Regions from separate parts of the Homo sapiens genome. Here region 1 is linked to region 2. The links are chromatin loops, found by intact Hi-C in ENCODE. Cell type or tissue: OCI-LY7. All regions are shown on one strand.

The links. Hi-C counts contacts between places; a loop is a spot of excess contacts. Peaks named below come from ENCODE experiments on the same cell type or tissue, not always from the same donor. Only the 100,000 strongest peaks of a DNase experiment are listed, where the experiment ranks them.
Region 1: a loop joins it to region 2, with 2.4 times the contacts of the local background. A loop is called at or near these places in 9 of 110 quality-filtered maps.

What each region holds. Positions count from the first base shown.
Region 1 is chr12:98,151,508-98,159,507 of GRCh38, reverse strand. No RefSeq gene overlaps it. Among named protein-coding and RNA genes, the nearest start is that of MIR4303, 160 kb to the right of the region's middle. In OCI-LY7, CTCF peaks have their summits at 4,289 and 4,488 (motif pointing right); a DNase peak (open chromatin) is centred at 4,467; H3K27ac peaks cover 510 bases.
Region 2 is chr12:98,369,183-98,377,182 of GRCh38, reverse strand. No RefSeq gene overlaps it. Among named protein-coding and RNA genes, the nearest start is that of TRD-GTC1-1, 130 kb to the left of the region's middle. In OCI-LY7, CTCF peaks have their summits at 3,116, 3,833 and 4,034 (motif pointing right); DNase peaks (open chromatin) are centred at 3,092 and 4,032.

The DNA of each region.
Region 1 (8,000 bases), 220 kb after region 2:
TCTAGGTTTAAGTGGTTGACCATGTCTACATTTACGCCTCCTGCTCTGATTCATGTCCTCCTCTCCCTGAACCCTAGATGGGTCTATTTGGCTACCTGCTAGCTATTGTCATTTGGGTATCTGTAGCAGAGACAGGCCTGATGCTTATCTAAACCTGCTCCTCTTCCTGGGCACTCAGGAAGACTGTAAATTCTAGCCTCTCCTGCATTTAGTTTGGGACCAAATGAATGAACACTAGCTCTTGTATTGATGTGAGTGGGAATAATATGCACCAATTCTACACATCTCTCTCTCCTGTCCTCATGACTGGAAGCAGTGCTCTGCAAGATAGCAGATTCATAATGTGGGAGGATCCTGGATTCCTGAGCCACTCCTTTAAGGAGAGCTTTCCAGGAGAGCTGTCTAAACTCCACTGGGCTATAGTAGGAGCAAGAAATAAAAGTTTAAGTCACAGAGATTTGAGGTGATTTGTTGCCACAGAAAAGCTTGACCTTTCTTTACCAATATAGTGACCCTCAGGTACCTTGAGTTCTACGTGTAAGTCTATTTTCTACTTCAACTGGTGTCACCGTCCTCTGTTCAGTCCCGCAATTCACAGTCCCCTAGTCTTCAACCAAATCCGATGAATAACCAAGCCCTGTGGATTTTAACATCCATATTTTTTTTCTAGGATTATGTATTTTTAAAAAACCATTACCCTGATAAAGGATCCTATTTCTTACCTGCCTATTGACATGAGTCAACTTAAACCAGGAAATCATCCTATTAGGATAGTTGGTCATTATTGAAAGTCATTCCCAGCAGGGAACATAAAAGAATACGTTAACACTGTAACAATACAGTTGGTGTCTGGAAATAAGTAAATTTCCAGATCACTGATGAAGAAAGTGGGGAGCTCCCTGGGCTATGCTCTGTGCCTATAGGACCCATATGCAAAGAACAAAAGGACCCTCACACAATGTCCAGATAGACAAGTGAGGGTTAATGCAATTAACCATGGATACCTGGATACTTCATAACTACCATCTTCCACTTCATGTTTTCATCCACTCAAACATGCTTTTGATAAAGGTCAGAAGGCCAACTGCTTACTGAGTGTAGATCAAAGGTGGAGCCATAGTCTGGCAGGGGTCTTCTTGCTGAGCTTAACCTTACCTGGGAGAGTTAGCTAGCTCAAAACATTTCTAATCACCTGTGATCCCTCTTCACATCTCCTGCAGAGTGTGAGACTGTAGATGACAGCTCTCACACTCCCCTTTCCATTTAGTAATGCTCCCTTTATAAAAGCAGCTCTCATTTTTACCAACCTATATTTCCTTTCCCACAAAAAGTGAGCCCCTCCTTGGTCATGCCACTCTTGTTTAGAAACACCTTCTGGGATGGCATTAAGCAGGGGTCCTTCAATTTCTTCATTTCTATGGCAGCTCTCCCTCCTCCAAACCAGCATGCATTACCTTGCATATTTTAATAAATTAAAATAAGCCCATGTTTTAAAATGAGTTTTTCTTTAAATAATTGTTCAGCAGTCCACAGCTTTGGTCTTCCTTGAAGACTAAAAAGATCTCATGAAAACCTGGAGGCAGCAAATAATGGATAAGCCATTTTGAGGTCTTTGGATAACTTTGTGCTGAGTTTTATAGGAAGGCTTGCTATTATTAGAGAGCTACACCAATGTTTAGTGACTGAATTTTCCTTGCCTGACTCAGTAATCTAGGGGACATTTCTGCACCAAGAACTGATTCCCATATACATAGGAAGTTGACCACAGTAGTCATTCTGACTACCAACCTTCTTCTGGACCTTTTTTTCCTGCTTGCATCCTAACTCAAACCTGGACCTTAACCTGGTCCCTGTTTCAGGTCTGAAACTTCCTTCTTTAGCCAAACTGGCCAGACATGACAGATAGATAGCTATGTCATGGGAATAACAGTCATTCTGTGGCCTTTTCTATTTTTTTTTTTTTTTGAGACAAAGCTTTGCTCTTGCTGCCCAGTCTGGAGTGCAATGGCTCCATCTCAGTTCACTGCAACCTCCGCCTCCTGGGTTCAAGCCATTCTCCTGCCTCAGCCTCCCGAGTAGCTGGGATTACAGGTGCCCACCACCATGCCTGGCTAATTTTTGTATTTTTAGTAGAGGCAGGGTTTCACCATGTTGGCCAGGCTGGTCTCGAACTCCTGACCTCAGGTGATCTGCCTGCCTTGGCCTCCCAAAGTGCTGGGATTACAGGCATGAACCACCACACGCCCGGCCTCTGTGGCCTTTTCTAAGAGTATTTGCCTTTAAAACACTATTGCCAGTTGTAAAATGAAACATTTTGCTCCTGTAGAGAAATTCAAGGTAAGCCAAATATAAGGATGTAAGAATATTTTTAAGAAGAATATTCACTCTGAAATCCCATCATAACCCATAACCCTATGCAATGGACCTTCACCTAGTGTGAGGCTGGCTCCATTAGCATCTCATCGTCTGTCACAGGGAAAAAGGTTCTGTGCTATTTTTCATCTCCTGAGTATTCCTGATATAGAACAAGAGCAAGGACTTTAAAAAAATTGAGAACATAAATGACAAAGCATTTCTCTGTTTTCTTCTTTTCTAAAATGTGCACAGTCAGGTCCTTTCCTACCTCCATGTCTTTGCACACACTATTCTCTATGTCAGGAATGCCTCTCTTCCTACACTCCCATCCATCCTGCAAGCGGTACTTCCCACATGAGGCTCTTCCTGGTCTCTCCAGCTGCAATTACTTCTTTTCTTTGTTTGTATCCTGACTACAGCACTTTGCATTTTTGTAATCTATGGTGCACTCAGGCACAACAAAGTCCTGACACTTGTGTCATTTTACAAGGTGTCATAATCACTGCCATCAGATGGGGTTCCTCAGTTTAGATTTTGTGTATATGACACTATCTAAAAGGAGCTCTTTATCTTGGGACTTTATGAAGAAAATAAAAATGTTAGTTGCTTTAAATTATTTTTGAAACAATATGGGGTAAGGATAATTAAATAATAACTGAACCCATGCTATGAAATGAGAACCATGTGGAGTTAGAAGGCAAAATTACTTATAAATAAGGACTTATACATTATATATGGGGAGGATTCTGATGTTTGCTAATTTTCTCCTCACTAAGGAATTAATAAAATGCTCAGTGGTGTGGCCAGCAGAAAGGTTTCTGTTCTGTGCTGGCTTCTTTATTTTTTCCTCTTTGTATCATCCAAGTTCTACTGGCTCTTGGATTCTATGTGTAACTCCTTGTTTTGAACACTTATCTGTACTAAGATGTTGCTTACTTCTATCAGAGCCCTAATGCTTTCTGCAGAAAACACATAGTCCTGGATTTTTCCTTTGCTTTTATGTTCTGCAAAATCACCCTACTTTCCTCTTTCTGTACTTTGCTTTTCTGCAATGATAGGAAGTTCCCCCTCCATATCCTTGTATTACAAGAATAACTTCTTGATTGAGCTTTGAGCTGAAACTAGATTTTTTCTTGGGGTGCTGATATATTTGCTGAGACACCTCCACTTCTTGTTCCTCAGGAGACACTGAGGTGCAGCTGCCAGGGGTGTAACCTCTCTATACCCATGGAGCCCATCCGTTGGTGATATTTGTGTGTGTGTCTTGTCTGGTCTACTAGACTGTACCCTCTTGAAGATGTCAACAGTATCTCATTTGATATGTTTCCTCCAGGGCTCCTAGTAGTGTTGTATAGGGTAGATGCTCATGAAGTGTTTAACGGATTGAATTGTATCAGCTATTACTCTGAGTGCACACAAAGGGGTGCTGCAGCTCTGAAGAGCCTCAATTCACCTCATGGGGTTACATGGAAAAACTGTCAGACTTATTTATGCACCCCAGTTCTCCATGGGTTATGTCAATGTCAATTAATACTAAATTTCTGCAGTGGAGAGAAAACACATTTTCACCTAAAGGCTGATCAGTTCCTTTTCTGCTGTATATCTCAGTGATCATAAAGCAAGGAGACCCCTGGGACTCTATTCTATTTAGGCAAAGGCAGGTGTGCTGGGGAGCTTCGTATTTGTACACAGACACAAAAAGCAGGGCTTATTTTTGCAATTACTTGCAAAGGCTGCCCATGTTTTCCAGCATGTAAATTAGGACTTGAAGGAAAACATCTAATTGCATTTCACTCCAACTAATTGCCAGCTCAAAATTTTAGATTAGTGTGCACACCATACTTAATTTTTTCGTTGCTGTTATTAATAACACGCTTAGCTCTGTAAGAAGAGAAATAACAAGCTGGAATTAAAGACTTGAGGGCTGCCCCACTAAGAAAATGCTTTGGGGAGTGTGGTAAGGAAACGATGAGAAATGTCTCAAAGCCATGGCTGAAATTCCAGACAAAGATTGCCTGGGTAGGGTGCTCCTCTGTTGGTTTGCTGATAAAGGTTAGATAGAGCGGATATAATAGAGATGGTATGTGGAGTCATTGCATGTGTTTTGCCACAAGGAGGGGCCGTGGTTACAACCCTGGACGTGTCCTTAACTTGTATTAAACCAGTAGGCTTTCCTGTTTGAAAAACAAAACCTACTTAAAAGAGATTTTTGTTGTTGTTGTTGTTTGTTTTGTTTCTTTCTTTCTTTCTTTCTTTTTTTTAAAAATGTGCTCACATCCAGAAAGAATGGTATGGTCTTTTATGAGTAACATAAACATACTGTGATATCCTTATGTTACTAAATGCACATTACAAAGCATAACAAAATCATAGTCACACACAAAAAATAAGGACAAGCTACAGTGTTGACTGGAAATAAAAAGGGGGAAGCTTTTTCACATGTTGTTGCGCAAAGGTAACCGGCAGCTTCAGAATTCTCCTGTCTTCTCAGCAAGAGTTATTCTCTAAAGGACATGATGAACTTTTTGTCCTTCCAAACACAGAAGTCAAAAAAATGTATCCTTGAAGCTCAATTTAGCAATAGCAGCTTTGCAAATCTATTTACCATTGGGGAGACTTTATTCAAAGATGGTTAGTTCCTGGGTTTCTCAATGAAGGGGCAGAACGGAGACCAGATGGACTTTGGAAAAGCTTATGAATTAAATAACATGCTTTCATCATACTGTCCCTCTGTGTTTATCCTCTACCATTCTTTAGTGGGCACCTATCTGTGCCAGGCATGGAGCTAGATGCAGCAGCCACCTCAGGGACAAGACTCGGTGAGATCCCCACTGTTCAGGTTCCAGACAAGTGGCAAGCCAATGTTAAAAAAAAAAATAGAGACACAAGCAAATATATTCCTATCAATATTGTTAAGTGCCATGAAGGAAACATATGGGGATTAAGACCACAAAAGTTGCATCTAACTGAAATGGGGAAGGTCTGGGAAAGCCCCTCCCAAGAAATGACTTGTAAGCTGAAAGCCATAGGACAAAGTAGCATTTAGCCAAAGCAGGAGGAATAGATCTTTCCAGACATATGGAAGGACAGGTGTGAAGGGCCTGCAGTTTGACACATTGGAGGGAGTAGAAGACAGCTCATGGGGTTGTTGCTCAGTGAGTGAGGGGAAGAGTGACTGAAATTAGGCTGGGAAGATGGGCAGACGAAGGACCACACAGGGGCTTGTAGACTGTGGTAGAGAGTTTAGATTTTATCCTCAAAGTGATAGAAAGCCTCTGAAGGGTAGAAGAAGGGAAGTGATGAGAATCCATTTAAAGAGATCTCAACTTAGAGAAAAGATGGGAGGGCAGCAAGAATGAAAACCAAGAGACCAGTTGGGAGGAAACTTTCATGGGGTTGGTGAATGTGCTGGTCACTTGCCTGCTTGTTTTCAAATCCATTCTCCACCCTTCTCATACAAAACAAAGTATATTTCCCAAACTCCTCAGCCAATCTGCTTTTGTGTGGGTTGTACTGATAGGAGGCTGTGGAGGGAGATTTGAGAACTAGAAAAAGGGAGAAGCCAGGGTATTTTCCATTGTCCCTCCTTGTTTCTTGGGGCAACCCCAGCAATGCTGGTCCTCTTTGGTGTCAGCTGTTTCCACATAGACCCACTGGATAGTCCCATTGTCTGTGGCCCCAGATCCCGCAGGGCAGTCTTCTACATGGTTTCTATTTCTACCTGGCTTCCTCGGTTCTTGAACTTTAGCAATACCATCTCCTTCCAAGATTCCCCCAACCCTGGAGGTGACAGGGACTCCCTACTGATCTCTGGGTCACATCCTCATTCCCTGATTGTCTTTGCAGCTCTCCCAACACCTTTGTAATGAGATCTCTCAATTTCCTCTACTCGGAGCTTGGATTTTATTTTCCTGACTGGATCTTGACCAACACGACGAGCAACAATGGCAGTTTGAACCCTAGCAGTGTAGGAAGAGCAAATATATGGATTTGAGATAGTTTTTGAAATTCTGTATGAACTGACTGAAGACAGTGGAGAAATGAGATAATCTACAAGCTACATCTAGAATTTCCTAGCACCCTGAGCAGGATTAATTAATTTCTGGCCAAAGTTAGCTGGCATTAACTTGACTAAGGAAAACAAATGAACATCATGGACCTGCCCTGAAGCCCTCATCAGTGGTCATGAAGTCAGCAATTGGAATCAAGCTAATATCACTCCACCCACAGACTCCCACCTTTACATTCTAATCTCTAGAGTTGAGGTCTGAATAATATTTCTGGGACAGCAGAAAAAAGTTTGAATAAAATCCTGTGCAAAGTTTGAATAAAACCCTGTGCAATAGTATGGCCTTAACACAAGAAGGGATGCTTTCTCTTTGTTGAGAATCTCATGCTCTACTGACTGAGCTAGCCAGGCGCTCTGGTGTTTCTTTGTTAAGAAGTGATTTTACCCAACTATTTCCTAGCTTTTGTTTCCTTTTTCTTAAAAGATCAATAGCCTTTCTTGTTTCTTTGGCTTTTTAAAAGCAGACTGTTGTAGGAGTTACCATCTGTTCTGACCCTGTCTCCTCCTGGTACCTCTGCTCCATCACGCCATGACTGGACCTCTTGTTTGTCTTGACACACTGCTCTGTCTGCCTTTTCCCTTTGTCCAGTTGAACCCCCATAGGTTTCAGGAGTCTGTGAAGCCATAGGTATGTGGGGAACAGGTGGAACAGAGCAAAGCAGCAGTGACGTTCCTTCTGTGGTTTCCGGGGAGGCTGTGCACATGAGGATGGTACAAGCCATGCTGCTTCTATGAGCCTTTCTTTGGATATGTAAGCCTTCAGTGTAGACTTTTAAGGAAGATATTGAGAGTTTCTTGTAGACCAGATTTTTGTGTCCCTGGAGCCTGGAAATAATTAAGAGATTATTGTATGTGGGTGTTGCTGAGAGAGTGAAATGGTTTCAAGGCCTATGGGTTCATAAAAGACTTTCCTTCCCCCTCCTTCCCTCCCTCCCTCCCTCCCTCCCTCCCTCCCTTCCTTCCTTCCTTCCATCCATCCATGTTTCCTGTTCTCTCTTTTGTCTTTCCTTCTCTCCTTTATTCCTGTATACATTCATCCAACGAGAATTTTGAGCACCCATCATTTGATTATTTGAGACATATGCCAGCAGCTCTGAAGTATATGAAAGAAGTATAAGACAGAGACTTGTTCTCAAAGTTTGGATACGAAATAGACATATCTGAAATTGTATAGCAATAGTAGGGTAAACACAGGGTTAGGAATGAGGAAATCAGTATTTAAAACTTAGTGATGCTTTTCACTCACTGATCTTGGGCAAGTCACATGGCTACCCTAAGTTTCAACTTATCCACAATATGAAAGGAGTGAATGAAAAAATCTCTAAGTCCTGTCATTGCTCTAGGATTAATGGGCACGGTTATCTAGAATAATCTAGAGTGGTGGTTTTTGAACATTTTGGTTTCAGGATCCCTTCATACTCTTAGAAATTATTGAGGCCTCCAAAGAGCTTTTGTTTATGGGGGTTGTATCTCTTGACATTTACTGCATAAAATTTAAACCTGAGACATTTAAAAATATTTACTAATCCACAAAATAACAGACTCATTGCTTATAAACACATAATTATTTTCACGA
Region 2 (8,000 bases):
TCACTGTCAGCTTGGACAATACTCAAACAGCCCTTAAAACTCTCAGACAGATGAGAAAATATGCTAGGTTTAGAGACTTAAAGAAAATGGATTTCTCAATTCATTGAATTTAGATCTCATCTAATTCTAATTCATCGTAGAAGTTTAAAAGCTTTTCAGGAAATTCTTCCATCTCTATAATAAATTTTTTTTTAGCCTATGTTCTATTAATCTTTCTGTTCATGACGGAAAGCCTTTTGCTTAATAATATCCCCTCAAATATTTGAAGACTATTCTTAAGTCTCCCCATAGACTCCTTTTCTCCAGAGTAAATAATCTAAATTCCTTTAAACTTTTCTCATAAATTCTTCTTCCCATTCTTTTATTAATCTTTATCACTTTCTTCATTTTTTTTCTATCTTGTGAAGCCAGGAGAGAACAAAGTACTATGATACTGATTGTATAGTTCACACCAAACTGTGAGTTGAGGGTGGGGGCCACTTCCTATTCAACTTTGTATTCCTAGATCAGAGGTCGGCAATTTTTTTTTTTTTTTTTCCTGAGGAGAGCCAGAGAGTAAATATTTTAGACTTGGCAGGCTGAGAGGCAATGTATTCTTTGAGCGACTATTCTCTCCAAAAGGCTAATACTCTGTTTTATATTTTATATTAAAAATGTACGAATCATTCTTAGCTCAAGGGCCATGCAAAAATAGTGTGGCTGGTGGGCTGCTGTAGATTACTGAGCTTTGCCTTAAATTTTAGCACAATACGTGGAGCATAGAAGGCATTTGATAAAGTTTGCTGAATAAAAGAATGCATGCATCTATGAAGATATTTCCATAGCTTGTCTTTTATATTCTTGTTAACACTTCTATGATGTTGCTGACTCAATGAGCTTGTCCACTAAGATCTCCAGATCTTCTTCTGTCATACATACATGGCCAGCGCTTTTGCATGCTGTTTGTACCTGGGAAGTTTTGTTGTTCTTCCCTTAATCTAAGCTGCAGTAGGGGTTCTCTATTAACCTTCATTTGCTGGTGGCTTTGGATCTCACCTTTAATTTAGTGAGGCTGTTTTGAACTTTTGTTTTTCCAGTGTATTCAGCAGCTGTCCTAGTTAGAAGTCATCTGTGAACTCAACAAGTAAGCCCAGGCAACTGATAAAACCAAAATGCTGGACCCAGTTTAACTCCTCAACTGGGGCTCCCAGCTCTGTTTTCATTCTTATGGCTTCCACCTGCCTTGTAGGGATGGGGGAGCTCATTTCTACTTATTGTTCTGGAATAGATTGGAAGGAATCAGACAGGTTCACAGAGAAGGCTGGCACTAACGACAGAAGGAAAAAACCCTTCCTTTCTTTCTTCTTAGTCTTTGGGCCTGTAGAGAACACTTGTCACAGCCTGAGGGAGAGCTCTGTATTAGAAGAATTTCCATTCTGAGTTGAATTTGGATGAAGCAGTCTTGAGCATCACAAATCCATAGCGTCAGGAAGATGGAGCTGCTTTACAGAATGCCTAGAGGCTGACCCCTGAGACTGAGCACATCCTCCTGCCACTGTCTCTTTGTCCCCACCCCAGTTTCAGTTGAATTAATTAATAGGTGCGCAGAGACTTTTCTGATCAAAGTCCCCTATTTAGCTGCAATGATCTTATGTGGGTACCTGTTATCTCTCTCCACTAGGGTCCAGTCAACAAGAAGCCATGTCTCTTCATTCCTCTGCATCCTGCCTTGGTACACAAAGGGGCGATTAGAGTTAGCCAGATGTGATGTCAAGGCTGATGGGAAACAAGGCAGGGAACATTTCTTTTCCTCCAAGCTCCTGACTAGCTGTTAGGTGGTTACAACTTTCAATCTGAGGGAACTGGGAAAAGCTTTACCCTGGTTCCCTAGAGGTGAAATATGTTACCTATAGCCCATTATATCCACTCTCGCTCCTCTCTGCTCCCCTCCCCTCTGTGTGGCTGAAATTGCTGTGATTGCTACCATTTAAAATGTCCTGGAAAGCTGCATTTATTTACAATTGCTTCCTTCTTAAACAGGTGGGGGAAGTTGCAAAATAGCTAACCCAGTGGTGGATCAATCTTTAACATTTCTTTCAAATGTGGAAGGAAAGAAGATGATGACAATTTTAAGGGTCTATTAGGTGGAAATGATCTACGAGGGATGGCGGACAGCTGAAGGTCACAAATCAGGCACTGCCTCTGGCTCAGTGATTCAGAAGAATAGTGGAATGGGAAGTGTGTTCCTGAGTTTTATCAGAGTCCAAGTTTAGGAATTTATCAACGTGTGCCTGGGATTTGCTGTAATGAGCCTCTTCACTCCTCTCATAAAACAAACCGGTGTCTGATTAAAGCTGGCGGGCCTTCCTTGGATATAGAAATGAATTCATTTAGAATTTTGGGAAAAACATCATGTCTTTGTCTGGCTTAACTGAAAAATAGCCTCATTGGTATGTGGGGATCATGCTTATTCCCCACCTGGTTAAAAGATAATGTCAATGCCATTGAATTTTCATATTTTCTATCAATAATGTTTGGAGAGCCTCTTTCAAGGTGTTTTCAATTCTATACTTTCTCTTTTTCTATTTTTGTCAGCGATTTTTCTTTACCCCGTGTAGGGTCAGGATGGACTCAGCTATGCTGCAGTAGCAGAAATACTTTGAAATCTCACTACCCAAAGACAATAAAGGTTTATTTCATTCTTATACATGTCCATCACATTCTGCATGGCTACCCTCCACGTCGTTTTCTCTCAGTGACCCCACCACCAAGAGCAGGGTTTGGCAAACTTTTTCTGTAAAGGGTCAGACAGCACAGTACACAGCTTTGCTGGCCATGTGGTTTCTATTGCAGCTGCTTAACTGCCATTATAGCATGGAAACAGCTGCAATGTGTAAAGAGATAGGCATGGCTGTGTTCCAATAAAATTTTATTTATAAAAACTGACAGAGGACTGGATTTGGTCTGCAGGGAGTGTAGTTTGCCCACCTTGTGGTGGCAAGGGGAAGGAAATGTGGTGAATTTTGCAGCGCTTCTTTAAATCTTAACTTCCACTCACATTTTATTGGCCACAGCAAGCCACAGGGCCACATCTAACTTCATGGAGGTACAGAAAGTGCAGTGCTCATTTGTGCCCAGAAGGAGGAGAACCAGAAACATTGGTGGACAGCACCATTGAAGACACATTCCTTTCCTATTCTTTTTAGAAAAGTCTGGTATTTCTAGATTAGCACTTCTTCAAAAAGCATCCATTAACTGCAGTCTACATGTTTTACAACTCAGTTGCTGTGATCGGAACTAAACAAATTTAGGAGATGAACAGGATCAAATTTCCAGGAGTCATTCTAAATAGTAAGTATGTGACTTCTTTTGACAGAGTCTCGCTCTGTCGCTCAGGCTGGAGTGCAGTGGCGCGATCTTGGTTCACTGCAACCTCTGCCTCCTGGGTTCTAAGCAATTCTCCTGCTTCAGCCTCTGGAGTAGCTGGGATTACAGGCACGTTCCACCATGGCCGGCTGATTTTTGTATTTTTAGTAGAGACAGGGTTTCACCAAGTTGCCCAGACTGGTCTCAAACTCCTGACCTCAGGTGATCCACTCGCTTCGGCCTCCCAAAGTGCTGAGATTATAGGTGTGAGCCACTGTGCCCGGCCGTGACATTTCTTTTCTTCAGACCACCAAAGTTCTGTTTGGGTCCCTGAACTGTTCTGGTGAGATTAGTTTCAGCCATCCAACTCATTCTCAGGTGTTTAGATTTCTGGTTAGATTTCTGAATCCAGACAGTGACCATATCCTCCCTTGCCTGTTTTTGTTTTTTGTTTTTCCTTATAAGTCACAGACATCTTGCACTCTCTCATCCTTCACTAGGATAGGACTGAGCCTGGGTCTTGCAGACCACATTGGGGATGGGCAAACTCTTTCTGTATTCCCAGGGGAGACAGCAGTTCCCACCCATGTGCCTCTGGAGCCTTCCCTTGTCTTTTAGCATCCATTTCGTTATCTCCAGGTTTGCATATTAGGAAAGGAGATTTCACTTCATCCAGAAGAGGGCACTATGCACCAAGTCTAGAATATTCAGTTCCTTCCAGTGGAGGCACAAATTATGGGATTAATGAAACCCATATTCAAACCCTGAAACTATAGCACCTATCATAAAACACAAACCAAAATACCACATTAAGAATGTACTCTACAAAAAGAGGAAAACAATGCAATTTCTTAGCAACTTGTACATTTCAGAAGGTACAAACTGCTTTGTTAAATCAACCAAACAATTTTAGGGGGTGCTCCTCTTCCTTTCTTACTGACTTAGGCTCTTTGAACCAAAGCCTGCCCTACAGTTGGCCACTTACACGATGTCCTTAGAGCCTTGGGGGCCAAGGCTGCAGGTTTGGTCCTGTTGAAAACAGAATAACTTGCTTCTTTCAGGCATCTTCTTCCATTAGGGAGTGAATAACATGTCAGAGAAACTTCATGCCAAATGCAGGCGAAAAATGAAATACAATAATTCCCTATGTGCTAAAATGGAAGATGCCAGTGTTTTATAATATGGAGAAAGTTTGAATGGGGAACTTAGTGATTATACACTTTTTGTCCCATTCTCTCGGTCCATTTGTACTTAAGCATCATCTCTCTGTGGTGTGTTCTTAAGAGAATCACCCAGACCCTCCCCCAACCTTTTTTTTTTTTTTTTTTTGCTGCAACTTCCTACTTAGCTGCTAAGCGTTCTCCTTGAATCTTGACTATGACTATCACGTTACTGAGCCCTCCCTGCTTCAGTTTTCTTGTGTGTAAAACAGGCATAATTATAGTGCTTATCTCTGAAGATGTCATGAGATTTTTATTATCATGCATTCTTTTGTTGTCTCTTCTCAAAAGTTTGCAGACTGTTTTAACCTCTACTATACTTTTTTTTTTTTTTTTTTTTTACAATGCTGCCATGTAACTGTCTCTGGAGTAAATTTATTCTCAGGCATATTATTTATCAATCAAACATAAGATATTAAATATTTAAAGGCAACTCTCTGATGGTATCCTTCTCTTGGGGTGAGGTATATACAGACTTTTCCCAATTAGTCTTTTTATTATCACACAGAGCACTCAATATATGCTTCATGGCCTATGAAACCTCTCCAGTGGATTTTCCCTGAAATGCTATCCCTTGGAATTTTATCCCCTTTCTCTGGTTAAGTTCCTGGATTAAGTCAGGTAAAAAAAGATATTAGTAAGATTACATTAACAGCAGATGACATTAATTTGCTACTTTCCATGTTCTAGGCACTATGCTAAGGACTTTATGTATATTGGTTTATTTAATCCTCATCAAACTCTTATGCAGTATCTCAATTTTACAGATGAGGAAACTGAGGGTGAAAGAAGTCTAGCAACTTGGCACAAATCACACAACTAGAAAGTGGCAGGAGAAGCTGGTCCTGCTCATGGTACATTGACTTCCGCCCTACACTAGATTTTCCTAAAATGTGTTTCCCTGAGGAGAAAATCAATATGCAAAAACAGAACTCTGTCCCACAATCTGCAGCAACCAGCCTTGGAAACTAATCTGTTATTTTTAGTAACTAGCCCAGGAAGTCAGCCTGCTATCTCTAAATCAACTTGCAGGAAGTCTGACCGCTGTTTCTAGAAACTGGTCCAGGAAGCCAAACAATAACTCCTGTAGCCGTTGGCCCCAAATTGCCAAGCTTGATTAACAACTGACAGTATCTCTAATTTTTGTCCTTGTTTCCAATTTATAAATATCCAGAGTAAGCCAAATATGTCCCATACCCATCAGGTAGGATGCCCCGCTTGTAGTTAGCCTGCCTCCAGCTTCCCCAGGCCAACAAGCCTCCAAACAGGGCACACCTGAAGCCTTCCCTTTTCTCCATGATGAAGCTTTCTCACTCCTCTGCCTTTGAGTCTTTGCCAAATGCAAGTGATAGTGGCTGGTTCCCTTGCTATATAACAAGCTCTGAATGAATAAGGAGGCTTTGCTTGTTCTTGTTTGGTTGGTTTTCATTTGTTGCCACATTGGTCACCATGTATTTTCTTTGGTCTATGCTGAATCTCTTTCATGTCCCACATCAATCTACCTACTATGCTGATTTATGTGGTTTCATGTTAGAATAGTCTTTTTTTTTTTTTGTATTTGGGTTGACATTTCAACTGCAGAGAATTCTCAGTCTTTCTGTCTAAAATTGCTCATGTACAAACTTAAATCACGATGACTTCATCCACTGATGAATTGTGTTTCTATAGCTTTAGCTACTTCTGTTCCAATTTGCTATTACAGTTGCCTGTCCACTGCTTCTCTCAAATGTTCACTTTGGTTCAGTGTCTACTTTGGTCATTAGATAATGCCTTCACCTTTGCTGCTAGAGAGAGGATTTTTAGACATCTGACAGGCATTTTTAAGAAAGAAAGCAACTTCGGTCCTGAGCACTGCAGATCTTCCCCACTGCTCAGAAATCTTCTGTATTGTGGCTGCTTCCTTTGTCACATGACTAAAGCCTGTCCCTTCTGTCCTGCTCCAGGGATTAAAAACAGTCCAGCTGCTGTTCAGTCTGGGATTTTCATGTCCAACTAGTTCACGTGTCTTCCAATACCATGGGTTGAAAAATAAACGTAGTGTAATTCTGTGCAGGTTGCATCTCAGCTAGAAAGTGTGGATTTAGTCCTAAATTGTATTATTTGTCAGGGTAGTTGGGCTTCACTCTGGGTTATGCAAGAGCTGGTTGTATAGCCTGGACCACTTCATGGACACTTATTGTGTGTCAGGGATTGTATTAGAGAATAAGGAAACAAAGATGTATGAGACTCTGCTTCCTAGGTAGAGAGACAGGCCATGCACAGAAAAGATAGGCTATAACACAAGGTCTTCTACTCTAAGTGTGACATTAGCTACTTCTCTTGTTGGCGCCAACAACAACTGGGTCTTATCCAGTACTAGCACTTGTTTCAGTGTAGCGCAGTGCAGTTGAAGGCACGTTTCTATTTAGCTCACTGAACTGTGATCCCTTGATAACAGGGACTGACTCTTGTCTACCTGCTGTGTTGCCAACAATCTAGCCGGTACCTCATTCATAGTAGGCAGGTTGACGGTCTGAGCTATTTGATCAAAAAGAAGTTCAAGTCGCAGCTCTTTTACATATTAATTATGAGAACTAGGGCAAGTTAGCCTTTCTAAGGTGCTGTGATTTCATCTGTAAAATGGGGACAATAATAATTACTGCAACCCACTCTACCTCATCGATCATTTCCACATCATTGGCATGTATTACACACTCAATATCTTCTGCTATAATTATGAATTCAATTACCTTGAAATTCCAGTGATACAGATGACACATACTTAGAGTTGAGAGGAAGGAAGGATTGCTAAATCACATCCTGAAAATTGGGTGTTATTCTGGGGTGGAAGCCAATTGAACCCATTCCAATGTTACATGGCACGAGCACAAGCCATAATGTTATGTAGTGCTTCTGAATGGCACACGGTAAAATAAAAGCTCTTGCTAATGATAGGGGCATGAAGAACATGAATTCGTTACTTAAAATAGGAATGGAAACATTTGGGCATGCCCATTTCACATCAAGAGTACTGGCAATTCATCCATCCACAGATGCATGGCAGAATCCTGATTTATTTATCAGTGCTTCAGAAGAAAGGTCTTGGTTGTGGGGAGAGTTGAATAAAGAAGTTGATGGATTCTAAGGAAGGGAAGAATTTAGTTAAATACATTTTGTAGGGAGAGAAAACTGGGAGGGGCTCTAAGCTTAAATGCTCCCATTTCACATATCAATGCTGTGAATCTCAATTTCCCCAAATGAGGCTAATGCTATGTGAGAATTGAATGGGGTAACAAATGTGAATGTACCAGTGCAATGCCTAATATTTCTTGAATACTAGAAATAGTCGAATATTATTTTTCTTTTTCATTCTTTTGTGATAGAAATGGTAACACTGGGAATTGTGCAGTATACTAGGGCATATATAAGATGGGAAATGAGTGTATAAAAAATCAT